Linked DNA regions of Homo sapiens: region 2 is linked to region 1. The links are chromatin loops, found by intact Hi-C in ENCODE. Cell type or tissue: CD4-positive, alpha-beta T cell. All regions are shown on one strand. Links, peaks and the distances in the headings refer to the core of each region. The heading gives the core; the rest is flanking DNA.

The links. A loop is a pair of places that touch in the nucleus more often than their neighbours do. Peaks named below come from ENCODE experiments on the same cell type or tissue, not always from the same donor. Only the 100,000 strongest peaks of a DNase experiment are listed, where the experiment ranks them.
Region 2: it touches region 1 in a loop (7-fold over the local background); 5 of 110 quality-filtered maps call a loop at or near these places.

What each region holds. Positions count from the first base shown.
Region 1 is chr10:27,302,704-27,312,344 of GRCh38, reverse strand. LOC102724245 (a long non-coding RNA gene) reads left to right here and starts at 4,842. Exons shown (of 3, transcript XR_001747397.2): 1 at 4,842-4,982; 2 at 6,041-6,233. It also overlaps the pseudogene ODAD2P1. In CD4-positive, alpha-beta T cell, for the core only: no CTCF peak of the experiment used is centred there; no DNase peak of the experiment used is centred there.
Region 2 is chr10:26,898,325-26,907,965 of GRCh38, reverse strand. No RefSeq gene overlaps it. Among named protein-coding and RNA genes, the nearest start is that of FAM238C, 39 kb to the left of the region's middle. In CD4-positive, alpha-beta T cell, for the core only: no CTCF peak of the experiment used is centred there; no DNase peak of the experiment used is centred there.

The DNA.
Region 1 (9,641 bases), core at 652-8,651:
TATATATTATATATAAATATATAACATAGATATATATATTATATATAAATATATAACATATTTATATATATAAATATATAACATATATAAACATTAGTGGCTCACGCCTGTAATCTCAGCACTTTGGGAGGCCACAGCGGGCGGATCACGAGGTTAGGAGATCGAGAACATCCTGGCCAACATGTTGAAACCCCATCTCTACTAAAAATACAAAAAATTAGCGGGGCGTGGTGGCACATGCCTGTAGTCCCAGCTATGCGGGAGGCTAAGGCAGAGGAATCGCTTGAACCTGGGAGGTGGAGACTGCAGTGAGCCGAGACTGGGCCACTGCACTCCAGCCTGGCGACAGAGCAAGACTCCGTCTTAAAAAAAAAAAATTAACTAGACTACAAAATAGTGGATTGTTGGCAAACTATCAAGTTTTTTTGTTGTTGTTTTGTTTTGCTTTTTTGTGACGGAGTCTCGCTCTGTCCCCCAGGCTGGAGCGCAGTGGCGCAATCTCGGCTCACCGCAAGCTCCGCCTCCCGGGTTCACGCCATTCTCCTGCCTCAGCCTCCCGAGTAGCTGGGACTACAGGCGCCCGCCAGGACGCCCGGCTAATTTTTTGTATTTTTTAGTAGAGACAGGGTTTCACCCTGTTAGCCAGGATGGTCTCGATCTCCTGACCTCGTGATCCACCCGCGTCGGCATCCCAAAGTGCTGGGATTACAGGCGTGAGCCACTGCGCCCGGCCAACTATCAAGTTTTTATCAGGGAATTTAGACAAGTCTATTGGGTCACAGAAGAAGGTTTATAAATTGGAGGACTGAAAGTGGATTTTGAGTTCATGGTCAGTCTAGTAACTCATCCTTGCTTTTAGATGCCGTGGCTTAAAGACCTCAGCTCTTGAGGATATATTATCACACTGGCTTCAGAAAAGGGTTGAGGAGCTCCCCTTTCAAAGAACTGGCCTACACCAGTGCTTTTCTGTTCAGCTTTTCTGGTGATTACTTAAAGATTAAGGGATAAAGGATGCTATTTAGTGTCCTTGCCTCTCCTGGTCCAATTTCAAAGAATTCTAAAGCCAGAGTCCAAGAGTCAGTGCTACCTCAAAAGGAAGGGAAGGTTACTCAGTGTCCGGGTACCAGATGCAGTGAAAGAGGTGTGCCTCATGGCCAGGAAACTCAGGTCAGCGTCCTGGAAGGGATGGTTCACACTCAGAGCTGGAGTCAAAGCAGAATCCACTGGGCCGTCAAACAAATGCCCAGCACTTGTTTCTGGGCCCATTTAACTCTCACTAGCATGCTTATGTTTTCATGTGCTTCTAGAAGTGTCATTGGACAGGATGATTTTGGCCCAGGTCAGTGCTCCTGTTTGAGACAAGAACTTCTTTGCATGGTTAAAGCTACTCATAGATTCTCACTGATCTCATTGCCTTGAAATAACTAAAGATAAGCTTAATTCAATATATTTTTTATACCGAGTATCTCTTATGTGCCAAATGTTACTCATGGTATTACAGAAGATTCTAAAAATAATAAGGTACATTGTAGAGAAATAAGTTCTAGAGCGTTTCTGTTCAAACCAGTAGCCACTTGCCTATGTGTATCTATTGAACACTTAATATGTGGTTAGTCCAAATTAAGATGTACCTTAACTATATAATGTACAATGGATTTCAAAGACTTAGTATGAAAAATATGTAATATTTCATTAATAATTTTACATTGGCTATACATTGAAATCATTCTATTTTAGATAAAATTAAAATATTACTAAACTTGTTATCCCTACATTTTTTACCTTTTCAAATATGGCTACTAGAAAATTTTAAATGACATAAGTCACTCACATTATGTTTCTATTGGATACCATTGCTCTAGAGGGAAAAGACTGTCATAAATTTTTAGGTGGGATTACAAACTAGATTGTGCAAAATGCTATAACTGAGACTTTTTTAATGCACTAGAAGAGTAGGAAGAAGTTCTTAAGTCATGGACAGGAAAAGAAGGGATTTGCTCTGTGCTCTAAAGCATGGGTAAATCTGAATATTACACAAGTATAAAAACTCTGAAAACTTAAATAATTTATCTCAATCTTCCTTACACACAGCACCTGCTGCCCTGCACTAAACTTTTCTCCTGCCAATACATCATACAATTTTCTCCTATGATTTGGAAAATTCTATTGCTGATTAAATTTTATTGTTATTATTTCAAGGGATCATATGTCTTATGGTTTTATTTTTAAAACTTTTTTCAATAATATTGTCACCAATACCAATATGGTTATCACACTGTTTCATCATCATTAGTTTTTTTTGTTTGTCTTTTTGAGACACAACCTAGCTCTGTCTCCTAGGCTGGAGTGCAGTGTCAGGATCTTGGCCCACTGCAACCTCCATCTCCCAGGTTCAAGCAATTCTCATGTTTCAGCCTCCCTAGTAGCTAAGACTACAGGTGCACCCCACCACACCCAGCTAATTTTTATATCTTTAGGAGAGAGGAGGTTTCACCATGTTAGCCAGGCTGGTTTCTAACTCCTGGCCTCATGTGATCGACCCCCCTCGGCCTCCTGAGGTGCTGGGATTACAGGCATGAGCCATTGCCCCCAGTCGTCATTGGAATTTAATACATAATCAACTTGTCTTGGATACTCAGTAACAATGGAATACAAGCATTCTCTTGCTAAATTAAAGAGAAACTCCTTTAGTTAACAATCTAAAAATAGAATCTCTGATGCTATTTATAATAGATATTTGTGCTCCCTTCCTCTGTAAAGATCACTGGGATCTAAAATTAACCAAAATCTGCAACAGAGACCACTCACTTTTAAATCCTACTCTAGGGACCAAGTTTCTCTATTAATTCTAACCACTTCACTATTTGCACCAGGTTATTCTAGCTTGATTGGTAACCACCTTGAAAATATACCAGGCCGGGCGCAGTGGCTCACGCCTGTAATCCCAGCTCTTTGGGAGGCCAAAGCGGGCAGATCACGATGTCAGGAGATCGAGACCGTCCTGGCTAACATGGTGAAACTCTGTCTCTACTAAAAATACAAAAAAATTAGCCTGGGCGGTGGCAGGCGCCTGTAGTCCCAGCTACTCGGGAGACTGAGGCAGGAGAATGGCATGAACCCGGGAGGTGGAGCTTGCAGTGAGCCAAGATAGCGCCACTGCAGTCCCGCCTGGGCGACACAGAGAGACTCTGTCTCTCATAAACCTTGGAATCCAAAATTGCTAGTCCTCATTTTCATTTTATAAAACATACATTTTGATCCTCATAAATTGAACAATTTGCTGAAAATTGCCGCTTTGGGAGGCCGAGGCGGGCGGATCACGAGGTCAGGAGTTTCAGACCAGCCTGACCAACCTGGTGAAACCCCGTCTCTACTAAAAATACAAAAATTAGCTGGGCATGGTGGCGGGCGCCTGTAATCCCGCTACTCAGGAGGCTGAGGCAGGAGAATTGTTTGAAACCGGGAGGCAGTGATTGCAGTGAGCCGAGATCGCACCACTGCCCTTGAGCTTGGGCAACCGAGCGAGACTTCATCTCAAAAAAAAAAAAAACCTAAAATTTTGTGATCTATCAAATGATCTCTAATTTCACTGAAATAGGAAGGGTCTATCCTCTACACCACATGTTTAATACAGGTATACTGATGTGTGCCCTTGTCCAAGACATGGTTCCTCATGTATAAAACTTTGAAGGCTTTCATGGTAGTCCACTTTTGTGGTCAGGACTTCTTTCAGTATGGACCTTCTGATTAGTCTCTAGTTGGAGGTGCTAATCCATTATTCCTTTTTGCTTCAGTCTCATTAGAAGAGGGCACCAGACTGCTTTTCAATGTAGAAGCAAGAGGCAGCATAGGAAGGAAAGGGGGAGGCAACACTTTCTGAGAGCCTTGCTTCATGTCAGAAGCTGCCACTACACAAAGCTCTATTTTATCAATTTGGAATGAAATCTCAGAAAGATCAAGTATGTGTCAGAGAGCAAGTAAGTGGAAATGGGCTTCAAGCATGGTTCCATGTAGCTCTTAACCACCCTCTGTTCTTTTATCGTCTGTTAATATATGAAAGCACATATTTGTGTGTTTTTTGAAAGTGTTTTCAGAATCAGTGATAGGAGGAAATTTGTTGAAATGGTAAATACAGAACCTAGGCATCCCTGGGACTTTGCATGCTCAGGCCTGGTGCTGAGATCAGGAGGTGATTTTCCTCATTTCACAGCAGCCCTTGGAAGTGCAGGTGATGACATCCTGGACGCCGCCCATCTCCAGGCTCTGCTTTGAATTTGTTTCCATCTGAGGCTAATATTAGGTCAAATTTCCAATCTTCAGACTTTCCATTTTTAGCAATAAAAACCAAGTTTTACAATATCTGTTTTGTTCAAACTCTTCTCTGAGGTGATTCAATACCTAGCACATCTGGAAAACTAAAATTGCTTAAACTAACTGATTAAATGAAACAAAAAAACTCAATTTTTAGGCACCACCTGTTAATTTATTGGTTTGGATGTCTTAGTGTTGTTCTAATAAACGATTTGTTAGGTCTTGGTATGTGGTTAAGTTGGAATACAAGTAAGATACCTCCACACCAAAGGTCTAAAAAAATTCAGCAGATGGGTTCTTGGCTATTTTCCAAAACAACACAGTAATGTGAACACGTCAATAAATGTAACTTTTGAAAACCTTTTGAGCATACATGGCCTCCATGTAAATGGCATTTTTGGCACCGTCTAAAGTCATCATGTTGTAATAGTGTGGTACCAGCTGTGCACATACATTTATATCAGGGGATTACTAATGTCTGATTAGAATTCTTGCTTATTAATAAGATTTAGGGTAGAATAGAATGTGAATTATAGAAAGAGAAGCACAAGTATACAAACTTTTGAGAAAATGCCTTCACTGTTTCTAAATTAAATTTAATTTTCTTGTTTCACAGATGAGAAAATCAAAGCCCGTATCATCTGCTTCACGTCCCGCATTTACTTAACGCTGTAAGCATAGAACGTTGTTCCCAGTGACTACCCCTCCATCCCCAGTTCTGTGATTTCAGAGACAGTCGTGGTATCCTTGAGGGCAGAGACAGTAGTGGTATCCTTGAGGGCAGGAATTGTTTTTATTTTATTTTATTTTATTTTTACAATATTTAGCTTATTCCTAGTAGAGAGCAGTCAATGGATACGTTTTCCAAATTGAATTGACTTCATGTAAGTGAATTTTTTAATAACCACATAGCAAATTTACACAGTGAATATTACCTTTTCATAATGTCTGTTTTTTTATATTAATATTGATTTATCACCATTATACCTCTGTTAAAAACTCTTCGTAAATGAAGGATTTTGACACTGAAAATAAACTAATACATAGCATAGCACTGAAGTTTAAGAAAATTGTATGAAGCATTCAGTAAAAGCAAGCACTTACTACCCTGTCAGTCCAGAATGTAGTATTGTGCAATAGCCTTTAAAATGTATTGTTATAAAAATGTTGCTTAACTGGGCCCTTAGGAATTAATAATGGTTCTGAAAATAAACTAAATGGCTTCTTTTCCTTGGCCTCCATTTTTTTTTTTTTTTTTTTTTTTTGAGACAGAGTCTTGCTCTGTCACCCAGGCTGGAGTACAGTGGCGCGATCTCCGCTCACTGCAAGCTCTGCCTTCCGGGTTCACGCCATTCTCCTGCCTCAGCCTCTCGAGTAGCTGGGACTACAGGCGCCCACCGCCACACCCGGCTAATTTTTTGTATTCTTAGTAGAGATGGAGTTTCACTGTGTTAGTCAGGAGGTCTCGATCTCCTGACCTGGTGATCCACCCGCCTTGGCCTCCCGAAGTGCTGGGATTACAGGCGTGAGCCACCGCACCCAGCCTCCTTGGCCTCCATTTTATGTCCTAAATGGTATTTCTGTGTTCAGTCATCTTTTTTACTGCGAAAATTTGTCTAACATCTTGGAATTGCTTTGGGAAAGGATATTCTACCCATACAGTTGAATTTCTTTTTTTCTCAGAAGAGAGGAAATTGGGTTACCCACACCACCACTATTCTCATTCCAGACCAGGCCTTCTTTTTCTTGAAGTGCTCTTTGAGCCTATGTGGTTCCAGCATGAGTCTCCTTGGGGGATATGTTAGGGGATGCTGTCAGAACAACTACTTCTTGAGAAGTCCAAGGAACCGGCAGAAACCTTTACCAAAAAGATGATCAACTCAGATACTGCTGCAGTGCAAAAGGACAGGCAAGGAGAAAGTGTGAGTTACATACATGGTTCAGGCCAGCCAACTCAGGGTAATTTGAGTCTATCCATGCGAATACTAGCCACTCGCATTTTCACATAGTCCAAGAGTTGATCTGGGCTAGCAAAATTAATCTTATTTACTACAAGGAAAAATCTACGTTCTTAAAATCCATTTTGAACAAAAGTTTGAGTATACCCAGGTTGGAATGTGCTCAAGAGCAGGTATTAAGTCTTTTTAAGATTATTAGGCCATAAAGAGGTCTGCACATTAAATTCTACTGAGTTTTCCTAGAATGCTTTTTCTGACATTAAATTTGTAAATATGTTTTAAAGGTAAAAATATTGTTTGCTATTTCAAAAATAAATTATTTTTAGAAATTTTAAAGACTGTATTTTCATGTTAATAATTTACAGTTAAATCTCACCTCATTATCCTCATCTGTAAAATGGGATAGTAATAAATTTTGGTTGTAAAAATGAGGACTAAATGGTTTTTGCCATTATCACTTAGAACAGTGACTTGCAACGTAAGTTCTTCTTACTCAGCTCCTCACTCCCTGCAGTCACTGGAACTTTAATTTCCCTGGCCTATCAGGGGCCTTCAAGGGTCTCAGGAACACCCCCCAACACACACACACAAAAATAATACCTGAGGATTCAAATGAAAAAGGATGATTTGAAACAAACTGGATATTTTATCCACTCAGATGAGCTCTGGAGACATCCTGACAGCTTCTTTTTATTACTATTATTATTATTATCATACTTTAAGTTTTAGGGTACATGTGTACAATGTTCAGGTTACATATGTATACATGTGCCATGTTAGTGTGCTGCACCCATCAACTCGTCATTTAGCATTAGGTATATCTCCTAATGCTATCCCTCCCCACTCCCCCCACCCCACAACAGTCCCCGGTGTGTGATGTTCCCCTTCCTGTGTCCATGTGTTCTCATTGTTCAGTTCCCACCTATGAGTGAGAACATGCGGTGTTTGGTTTTTTGTCCTTGCGATAGTTTGCTGAGAATGATGGTTTCCAGTTTCATCCATGTCCCTACAAAGGACATGAACTCATCATTTTTTATGGCTGCATAGTATTCCATGGTGTATATGTGCCACATTTTCTTAATCCAGTCTATCATTGTTGGACATTTGGGTTGGTTCCAAGTCTTTGCTATTGTGAATAGTGCCACAATATACATATGTGAGCATGTGTCTTTATAGCAGCATGATTTATAATCCTTTGGGTATATACCCAGTAATGGGATGGCTGGGTCAAATGGTATTTCTAGTTCTAGATCCCTGAGGAATCGCCACACCGACTTCCACAATGGTTGAACTAGTTTACAGTCCCACCAACAGTGTAAAAGTGTTCCTATTTCTCCACATCCTCTCCAGCACCTGTTGTTTCCTGACTTTTTAATGATCGCCATTCTAACTGGTGTGAGATGGTATCTCATTGTGGTTTTGATTTGCATTTATCTGATGGTCAGTGATGATGAGCATTTTTTCATGTGTCTGTTGGCCGCATAAATGTCTTATTTTGAGAAGTGTCTGTTCATATACTTTGCCCACTTTTTGATGGGGTTGTTTTTTTTTCTTGTAAATTTGTTTGAGATTATTGTAGATTCCGGATATTAGCCCTTTGTCAGATGAGTAGGTTGCAAAAATTTTCTCCCATTCTGTAGGTTCCCTGTTCACTCTGATGGTGGTTTCTTTTGCTGTTCAGAAGCTCTTTAATTAGATCCCATTTGTCAATTTTGGCTTTTGTTGCCATTGCTTTTGGTGTTTCAGACATGAAGTCCTTGCCCATGCCTATGTCCTGAATGGTATTGCCTAGGTTTTCTTCTAGGGTTTTTATGGTTTTAGGTCTAACATGTAAGTCTTTAATCCATCTTGAATTAATTTTTGTATAAGGTGTAAGGAAGGGATCCAGTTTCAGCTTTCTACATATGGCTAGCCAGTCTTCCCAGCAACATTTATTAAATAGGGGATCCTTTCCCCATTTCTTGTTTCTGTCAGGTTTGTCAAAGATCAGATAGTTGTAGATATGTGGCATTATTTCTGAGGGCTCTGTTCTCTTCCATTGGTCTATATCTCTGTTTTGGTACCAGTACCATGCTGTTTTGGTTACTGTAGCCTTGTAGTATAGTTTGAAGTCAGGTAGCGTGATACCTCCAGCTTTGTTCTTTTGGCTTAGGATTGACTTGGCAACGTGGGTTCTTTTTTGGTTCCATATGAACTTTAAAGTAGTTTTTTCCAATTCTGTGAAGAAAGTCATGGTAGCTTGATGGGGATGGCATTGAATCTACAAATTACCTTGGGCAGTATGGCCATTTTCACGACATTGATTCCTCCTACCCATGAGCATGGACTGTTCTTCCATTTGTTTGTATCCTCTTTTATTTCATTGAGCAGTGGTTTGTAGTTCTCCTTGAAGAGGTGCTTCACATCCCTTGTAAGTTGGATTCCTAGGTATTTTATTCTCTTTGAAGCAATTGTGAATGGGAGTTCACTCATGATTTGGCTCTCTGTTTGTCTGTTATTGGTGTATAAGAATGCTTGTGATTGTTGCACATTGATTTTGTATCCTGAGACTTTGCTGAAGTTGCTTATCAGCTTAAGGAGATTTTGGGTTGAGACGATGGGGTTTTCTAGATATACAATTATGTCATCTGCAAACAGGGACGATTTGACTTCCTCTTTTCCTAATTGAATGCCCTTTATTTCCTTCTCCTGCCTGACTGCCCTGGCCAGAACTTCCAACACTATGTTGAATAGGAGTGGTGAGAGAGGGCATCCCTGTCTTGTGCCAGTTTTCAAAGGGAATGCTTCCAGTTTTTGCCCATTCAGTATGATATTGGCTGTGGCTTTGTCATAGATAACTCTTATTATTTTGAGATATGTCCCATCAATACCTAATTTATTGAGAGTTTTTAGCATGAAGTGTTGTTGAATTTTGTCAAAGGCCTTTTCTGCATCTATTGAGATAATCATGTGGTTTTTGTCTTTGGTTCTGTTTATATGCTGGATTATGTTTATTGATTTGCATATGTTGAACCAGCCTTGCATCCCAGGGATGAAGCCCACTTGATCATGGTGGATAAGCTTTTTGAGGTGCTGCTGGATTCAGTTTGCCAATATTTTATTGAGGATTGTTGCATCAATGTTCATCAAGAATATTGGTCTAAAATTCTCTTTTTTGGTTGTGTCTCTGACAGGCTTTGGTATCAGGATGATGCTGGCCTCATAAAATGAGTTAGGGAGGATTCCCTCTTTTTCTATTGATTGGAATAGTTTCAGAAGGAATGGTACCAGCTCCTCCCTCATACCTCTGGTAGAATTTGGCTGTGAATCCATCTGGTCCTGGACTTTTATTGGTTGGTAAGCTATTAATTATTGCCTCAATTTCAGAGCCTG
Region 2 (9,641 bases), core at 1,011-9,010, 400 kb after region 1:
GCAATGGCACGATCTGAGCTCACTGCAACCACTGCCTCCCGGGTTCAAACGATTCTCCTGCGTCAGCCTCCTGAGTAGCTGGGATTACAGGCACATGCCATCACACCCAGCTAATTTTTGTATTTTTAGTAGAGTCAGAGTTTCACCATATTGGTCTGGCTGGTTACAAACTCCTGACCTCGTGATCCACCCACCTCAGCCTCCCAAAGTGCTGGGATTACAGGCATGAGCCACTGCGCCCAGTCATTTTAGTGGTTTTGTTTTGTTTTTTTAATTTACTTGTATAAACTTGCCAGGTATGGCTTTGATTGGTTTCAGGGCCTGGTGAGGGTGTCAGGGGTATGGGGAGAAGATTCAAAAAAGGGAAGATCTTGACTCTGTGTAGCTCCTTCACAGTGAAAAGCAGCAATTTTCAGCAAATTGTTTAATTTATGAGGATCAAAATATGTTTTAGAAAATGAAAATGAGGAATAGCAATTTTGGATTCCAAGGTTTATGGTGTATTTTTAAGGTGGTTACCAATCAAGCTAATGTGACCGGTTGCAAATGGTGACGTGGTTAGAATTAATAAATTGGTGCCCTAGAGTAGGGTTTAAGAGTGAGTGGTCCCTGCTGCAGACTGGTTAATTTTAGATCCCAGTGATCCTTACAGAGGAAAGGAGCTCAGATATCTATTATAAATAGCATCAGAAATTCTATTTCTAGATTGTTAACTAAATGAGTTTCTCTTTAACAAGAGAATACTTGTATTCAATTGGTACTGAGTATCCAAGACAAGTTGATACGTATTAAATTACAATGATGGCTGGGGGCGATGGCTCATGCCTGTAATCCCAGCGTGCCCAAAATTGGTGGGTTCATGGTCTCACCGACTTCAGGAATGAAGCTGCAGACCCTCATGGTGAGTGTTACAGCTCTTAAGGTGGCGCATCTGTAGTTGTTCATTTCTCCCGGTGGGTTCGTGGTCTCGCTGGCCTCAGGAGTGAAGCTGCAGAACTTCACAGTCAGTGTTACAGCTCATTAAAGCAGTGTGGACCCAAGGAGTGAGCAGCAGCAAGATTTATTGAAAATAGCAAAAGAAAAAAGCCTCTGCAGCATGGAAGGGGAACCTAGAGAGTTGCCACTACGGGATCCAGCAGCCTGCTTTTATTCCCTTACCACGCCACACCCACATCCTGCTGATTGGTCCATTTTACAGAGAGCTGATTGGTCCATTTTACAGAGAGCTGACTGGTCTGTTTTGACACGGCACTGATTGGTGCGTTTACAATCCCTGAGCTAGACACAGAGTGCTGATTAGTGCTGATTGGTGTATTTACAATCCTCTAGCTAGACCTAAAAGTTCTTCAAGTCTCCACTAGATTAGCTAGACACAGAGGATTGATTGGTGCATTTACAAACCTTGAACTAGACACAGGGTGCTGATTGGTGCGTTTACAAACCTTGAGCTAGACACAGAGTACTGATTGGTGCATTTACAATCCTTTAGCTAGACATAAAAGTTCTCCAAGTCCCCACCAGATTAGCTAGATACAGAGTGCTGATTGGCATTTACAAATCTGGAGCTAGACACAGGGTGCTGATTGGCATTTACAAATCTTGAGCTAGACACAGAGTGCTGATTGGTGCATTTACAATCCTCTAGCTAGATATGAAAGTTCTGCAAGTCCCCACTAGATTAGCTAGACACAGAGCACTGATTGGTGCATTTACAAACCTTGAGCTAGACACAGGGTGTTGATTGGTGTGTTTACAAACCTTGAGCTAGACACAGAGTACTGATTGGTGTATTTACAATCCCTTAGCTAGGCATAAAGGTTCTCCAAGTCCCCACCAGATTAGCTAGATACAGAGCACTGATTGGTGCATTTACAAACCTTGAGCTAGACACGGTGCTCATTGGTGTATATACAATCCTCCAGCTAGACATAAAAGTTCTCCAAGTCCCCAGTAGACTCAGGGACCCAGCTAGCATCACTTAGTGTATCCTGCACAGGGGCTGCAGGTGGAGCTGCCCGCCAGTCCCGCACCATGCGTCTGCACTCCTCAGCCCTTGGGTGGTTGATGGGACCGGGTGCTGCAGAGCAGGGGGTGGCTCTCGTCAGGGAGGCTCGGGCCCCACAGGAGCCCACAGCTCGGGGGGAGGCTTAGGCATGGCAGGCTGCAGGTCCCAAGCCCTGCCCCCGGGGAGGCAGCTGAGGCCCAGCGAGAATTTGAGCACAGTGCCGTCGGGCTGGCACTGCTGGGGGTCCGGGTGCACCCTCCACAGCTGCTGGCCCAGGTGCTAAGCCCCTCACTGCCCAGGGCCAGGGGTGCCGGCCAGCCAATCCGAGTGTGGGGCCCACGGAGCCCACACCCACCTGGAACTCGCGCTGGCTCGCGATTGCCACGTGCAGCCCCAGTTCCTGCCCACGCCTCTCCTTCCACACCTCCCGCAAGCAGAGGGAGCCAGCTCCGGCCTCAGCCAGCCCAGAGCGGGGCTCCCACAGTGTGGCGGTGGGCTGAAGGGCTCCTCAAGCACAGCCAGAGTGGGCGCCGAGGCCGAGGAGGCGCCGAGAGTGAGCGAGGGCTGCCAGCATGCTGTCACCTCTCACCAGCACTTTGGGAGGCCGAGGCAGGTCGATCACATGAGGCCAGGAGTTGGAGACCAGCCTGGCTAACATGGTGAAACCTCATATCTCCTAAAAATATAAAAATTAGTTGGGTGTGGTGGGGTGCACCTGTAGTCTTAGCTACTAGGGAGGCTGAAGCATGAGAATTGCTTGAACCCAGGAGACAGAGCTAGGCTCTGTCTCAAAAAGACAAACAAACAAAAAAACAAAACTAATGATGATGAAACAGTGTGATGACCATATTGGTATTGGTGACAATATTATTGAAAAAAGTTTTAAAAATAAAACCTTAAGGCATATGATCCCTTGTAATAATAAAAATAGAATTTAATCAGCAATAGAATTTTCCAAATCGTAAGAGAAAATTGTGTGATGTATTGGCAGGAGAAAAGTTTAGTGCAGGACAGCAGGTGTTATGTGTAAGGAAGACTGAGATAAATTAAGTTTTCAGAGTTTTTATAGTTGTGTAATATTCAGATTTACCCATGCTTTAGAGCACAGAGCAAATCCCTTCTTTTCCTGTCCATGACTTATGAACTTCTTCCTATTCTTCTAGTGCATTGAAAAAGGTCTCAGTTATAGTATTTTGCACAATCTAGTTAGTAATCCCACCTAAAAATTTATGACAGTCTTTTCCCTCTAGAGCGAAGGTATCCAGTAGAAATATAATGTGAGTGATTATGTCATTTAAAATTTTCTAGTAGCCATATTTGAAAAGGTAAAAAATGTAGGGATATCAAGTTTAGTAATATTTTAATTTTATCTAAAATATAATTATTTCAACATATAACCAATATAAAATTATGAATGAAATATTACATATTTTTCATACTAAGTCTTTGAAATCCATTGTGCATTGTATAGTTCAGGTACATCTCAGCTTGGACTAACCACATATCAAGTGTTCAATAGCTACACATAGGTAAGTGGCTACTGGTTTGAACAGAAACGCTCTAGAACTTATTTCTCTACAATGTACCTTATTATTTTTATAATCTTCTGTAATACCATGAGTAACATTTGGCACATAAGAGATACTCAGTATAAAAAATATGTTGAATTAAACTTATCTTTAGTTATTTGAAGGCAATGAGGTCAGTGAGAATCTATGAGTAGCTTTAACCCTGCAGAGAAGTTCTTGTCTCAAACAGGAGCACTGATCTGGGCCAAAATCATCCTGTCCAATGACACTTCTAGAAGCACATGAAAACAAAAGCATGCTAGTGAGAGTTAAATGGGCCCAGTAATGATTGCTGGACATTTGATTGACAGCCCAGTGGATTCTGCTTTGACTCCAGCCCTGAGTGTGAACCATCTCTTCCAGGACGCTGACCTGAGTTTCCTGGCCATGAGGCACACCTCTTTCACTGCACGTGGTACCTGGACACCAAGTAACCTTCCCTTTCTTTTGAGGTAGCATTGACTCTTGGACTCTGGGTTTAGAATTCTTTGAAACTGGACCAGGAGAGGCAAGGACACTAAATAGCATCCTTTATCCCTTAATCCTTAAGTAATCACCAGAAAAGCTGAACAGAAAAGCACTGGTGTAGGCCAGTTCTTTGAAAGGGGAGCTCCTCAACCCTTTTCTGAAGGCAGTGTGATAATATATCCTCAAGAGCTGAGGTCTTTAAGCCAAGGCATCTAAAAGCAAGGATGAGTTACTAGACTGATCAGGAACTGTAAATCCACTTTCAGTCCTCCAATTTATAGACCCTCTTCTGTGACCCAACAGACTTGTCTAAATTCCCCGATAAAAACTTGATAGTTTGCCAACAAACGACTATTTTGTAGGCCAGTTAAGTCTTAACAGATAAACATGCCTTTAAATACGTTTTGTAAATTCCCCCCATATTACACAGCTATTAGTTTCTTTGAAGATACAAGATAAAGACATAATATTCTGCCTATAGTAAAAATAAATAAATAGCATATGTGTCCTGTTAGCCTCATCAGTAACTTTAACTAGACAAAGAAGGTCTTGTCCCAAACAGAAACACTTTTCCAAACCAAAATTATCCAGTGTTCTGAGATTCATCTCAGTTATGTATTTGTTTTTTGTTTATTTCCGTAGAGACTAGGCTTTATTTTTTTTCTGTTTAAATTCCAGTGCCATCACTTGCCAAATTTATGTCTCTGAGATTTTCACACTTAAAAATATCTACCCTCTTTTAAATACATCCTCACTGAAATGTCAGTTTTCTAATTTCATAGTAGCTTTTGTTAGTTTGTTCTGTATTTCTTTGTTTGCATTTTATTCTATTTATATATATTTTTTATATATTTATATGTATATATTTTATTTTACTTTAAGTTCTGGGATATATGTGCAGAATGTGCAGGTTTGTTCCATAGATATGTATGTGCCATGGTGGTTTGCTGCATCTATCAACCCATCATATAAATTTTAAGCTCCACAGGCATTAGGTATTTGTCCTAATTCTCTCCTTACCCTTGCCCCACAACCCTCAACAGGCCCCAGTGTGTGATGTTTCCCTCCCTGTGTCCATGTGTTCTCATTCTTCAACTCCCACTTATGAGTGAGAACATGTGTTGTTTGGTTTTCTGTTCCTGTGTTAGTTTGCTGAGAATGATGGCTTCTAGCTTCATTTATGTCCCTGCAAAGGACATTAACTCATTCTTTTTTATGGCTGCATAGTATTCCATGGTGTATATGTGCCACATTTTCTTTTTTTTTAACTTTGTTTTTGAGATGGAGTCTTGCTCTGTCGACCAGGCTGCAGTGCAGTGGAACAATCTCGGCTCACTGCAAGCTCTGACTCCCGGGTTCATGCCATTCTCCTGCCTCAGCCTCCCAAGTAGCTGAGACTACAGGTGCCCATGACCACTCCTGGCTAATTTTTTGTACTTTTAGTAGAGACGGGGTTTCACTGTGTTAGCCAGGATGGTCTCGATCTCCTGACTTCGTGATCCGCCTGCTTCAGCCTCCCAAAGTGCTGGGATTACAGGCGTGAGCCACCACACCCGGCCTATATGTGCCACATTTTCTTTATGCAGTCTATCATTTATGGGCACTTGGGTTGGTTCCAAGTCTTGGTGTTGTAAACAGTCCTGCAATAAACATATGTGTGCATGTGTCTTTATAGTAGAATAACTCGTCCTCTGGGTATATATCCAGTAATGGGATTGCTGGGTCAAATGGTATTTCTGGTTCTAGTTCTTTGAAGAATTGCCACACTGTCTTCCATGATGGTTGAACTAATTTACACTCCCACCAACAGTGTAAAAGCGTTCCTATTTCTCCACAGCCTCATCAGTATCTGTTATTTCCTACTTTTTAATAATAATCGCCATTCTAAGTGAGATGGTATCTCACTGTGGTTTTGATTTGCATTTGTCTAGTGACGAGTGATGATGAGCTTTTTTTTTCATAGGCTTGTTGACCACATAAATGTCTTCTTTTGAGAAGTGTCTGTTCATATCCTTTGCCCACTTTTTGATGGGGTTATTTGTTTTTTATTGTAAATTTGTTTAAGTTCCTTATAGATTCTGGATATTAAAACTTTGTCACATGGATAGATTGCAAAAATTTTCTCCCATTCTGTAGATCACCTGTTCACTCTGATGATATGCAGAAAGCAGAAAATGGACCCCCTCCTTACACCTTACACAAAAATTAACTCAAGGTGGATTAAAGACTTAAACGTAAAACCTGGCCAGGTGCAGTGGCTCACACCTGTAATCCCAGCACTTTGGGAGGCCGAGGTGGTGGGGAGTTTGAGACCAGCCTAACCAACATGGTGAAACCCCATCTCTACTAAAGTAGCTGGGCATGGTGGTGTGCACCTGTAATCCCAGCTACTCAGGAGGCTGAGGCAGGAGAATCTCTTGAACCGGGGAGACAGAGGTTGCAGTGAGCCGAGATCGTGCCACTGCACTCCAGCCTGGCGACAGAGCAAGACTCCATCTCAAAAATAAATAAATAAATAAATAAATAAGTAAATGGAAAACCAAAAACCATCAAAACCCTAGAAGAAAACCTAGGCAACATCATTCAGAACATCGGCATCGACAAAGACTTCATGACTAAAACACCAAAAGCAATTGCAAGAAAAGCCAAAATTGACAAATGGTATCTAGTTAAACTACAGAGCTTCTGCACAGCAAAAAAAACTATCTTTGTTTGGATTTTAAATATCTTAGAATCACGGTCTGTGGGAATCTTAGAAGTTCTAAGGTACAATTTCCTGATTTTATATTAGAAGATATGATGACACATTTAATTACCCATTTTGTGCAAGTTCATGAAGCTCAAGTTCATAATCAAGACTGGAGCTGACTTCCCTGTTCTGTCAGTATCAAAGCTAAAGACTGGAACTGACTCCCCTTGTTTCTCAGTATCATGGCCGGAGAATCACTTGAGCCCAGTGTGTAAGATATACATGATCTGGAGCCCGGTATCTCTGACTTCGTGCATAATACCTTGCCCTGCTCACACTACTTAAGTTCACAGTCCTCCCTGTGGTTCTCTGAACACCAGGTACATGCCTTGTATGGGATGCCTTCCCGGGTACTCCCTCTTTATAGAACGCTCTTCCCCCAGGCATCTGCACTGTTAACTGTTACACCTTCTTCAAGTCTTTGCTCAGTTGTCACCCTCTCAACAAGACTCACCACCAAGTTTTAAGTTTCATCTTCCCACAAAAATCTCCACCTTTTAATTTAATGTTCATCAGTTTAATTATCTTGGTACATTTTTGAAAGTCAATAGCTCATATAATTATGAGTCTATTTCTCACAGAAATAAACTGTCTCTATTGCTTACATTGTTCTACTGCACTTTATCTCTATCTAAATATCTATCCCCACCATCTTCATTATTAAAACTTTAAAGTAGGTTTTGAATTCAGATATAACAAACCCTCCAGCTGTTTGTCTATTTTGAAAGTGTTTTGGCTGTTCTATATTATTTTTCCATGTACGTTTTCACACAAGAAATTGAAACTTAGTTTCTTCCAAAATCGTCTTAGGATTTGATTGGATAACACTAGCTTCATAAAATAAGTTGAGAAACGTTCCCTTATTCTCTGTTTTTGAAGTAGCTGATGTGAGATTGGGATTATTTATTTTAATATTTACTAGACTTCACCAATGATATAGTTTAAATGTTTGTCTCCTCCAAAACTCGTGTCAAAATTTCTTTGCTAATGTAATGGTATTGGGAGCTGGGACCTTTAAGAGGTGATTAGGCCATGAGTGCTCCACCTTCATGGGTGAGGGTAATGCCTTTTAAAAGGGGCTTTCAGAAGTGGATTCTCTTTTCTCTTCCAGTCCTCTGTCGTGTAAGGAAGATTGTTTCTCCCTTCTGAAGGATGCAGCCCTTAAGGCACCATCTTACAAGTGGAGACCCAGCTCTTACCAGACACCAAACCTGCTGGCACCTTGATGTTGGACTTCCCAGCTTCCAGAACTATAGGAAATAAACTTCTGGTTTTTATAAATTACCCAGTCCCTGGTATTTGGTTACAGAAGCACAAAATGGACATAATGGACAAACAACAAGTGAAGACAAATCTCATCTTTGGGGTTTTCTTTCCATCTTTGTTTTGCATAGAAAAATTATTAGATTATATATTTGTTTTAACTTATTAGAGAGCTATTTCAATTCAATTTTCTTTTTCTTCTAGAGTGAATTCTACTAATTTAATCTTTTAAAAGTAATTTTTCCATTTAATCTAGATTATCAAAATTATTGGCAAGAATTTTTCATAGTAGTTGCTCATTATTTTTCAGTATGTACAGGATTTATAGTGATGTGTCTTTGGTATTTCTAAAGTTGAAAAATGTATTTTCTTTATTTATTTTTATTTTTATTTTCATTTTTATTTTTTTTGAAAGGGAGTCTCTTTCCAGGCTGGAGTGCAGTGGCCCGATCTCGACTCACTGCAAGCTCTGCCTCCCAGGTTCACACCATTCTCCTGCCTCAGCCTCCCGAGTAGCTGGGACTACAGGTGCCCGCCACAACACCTGGCTAATTTTTTTGTATTTTTAGTAGAGACGGGGTTTCACTGTGTTAGCCAGGTTGGTCTCGATCTCCTGACCTCATGATCCGCCCGCCTCGGCCTCCCAACACAACACAATTTTAATTTCCAAGTCTCTACAATGTTTTGAAGGAGAAGTCACTGTCTTTTAGTTTTCAGATTTTTCATGGATACTTTAATTTTTTTGCTCTTCTTTACAATAAAATTGTAAGTTAATTGGAGTTAAAATCAACTTATTTTATTTTTTTAACTTTTATTTTAATCTCAGGGGTACATGTGCAGGATGTGCAGGTTTGTTACATAAGTAAATGTCTATCAGCAGGGCGGGGTTGTTGTACAGATTATTTCATCACCCAGGTGTTAAGCCTGGTGTCCATTAGTTATTTTTCCTGATCCTCTCTCTCCTCTCAACTTTCACCCTCCAATAGGCCCCAGTGTGTGTTGTTTCCCTTTCTGTGTCCACATGTTCTCATCATTTAGCTCCCACTTAAAAGTGAGAACATGCCATATTTGGTTTTCTGTTCCTGAATTCCTTTGCTAAGGATAAGGGTCTCCACCTCCATCCATGCCCTTGCAAAGGTACATATACACCATGGAATACTATGCAACCATAAAATCAACTTATTAATTAAAGTACTTTGATGTCTTAAAAATGTTGACCTGCCTAATCATGTAATGTCATAATTTTCATTTATACAAGTCTATTTTTATGTTTTTAAGAAATATTTTGCACCAATTCTATACTAATTGAATCATTTAAAATAATTTTCTTTTAAATTTTGGCATTATCTCTTTTCTGTCTATGAACATGAAAACAAGACATTCTCATTAATTCAATTAACATAATTTATTGTGTTAATGAATTTCCTAATGCGATGACTCTCACTTGCATTTCAGGAATAAATGGACTTCCTAATGATCTAATATTTTAATGGGTTGGCACAATGGTTTTTAACATTCAAAAATTTTACTTACATATTAATATGCTCTAATTATCTAGAATATTCTATACAACAGCAAACAAAGTTAT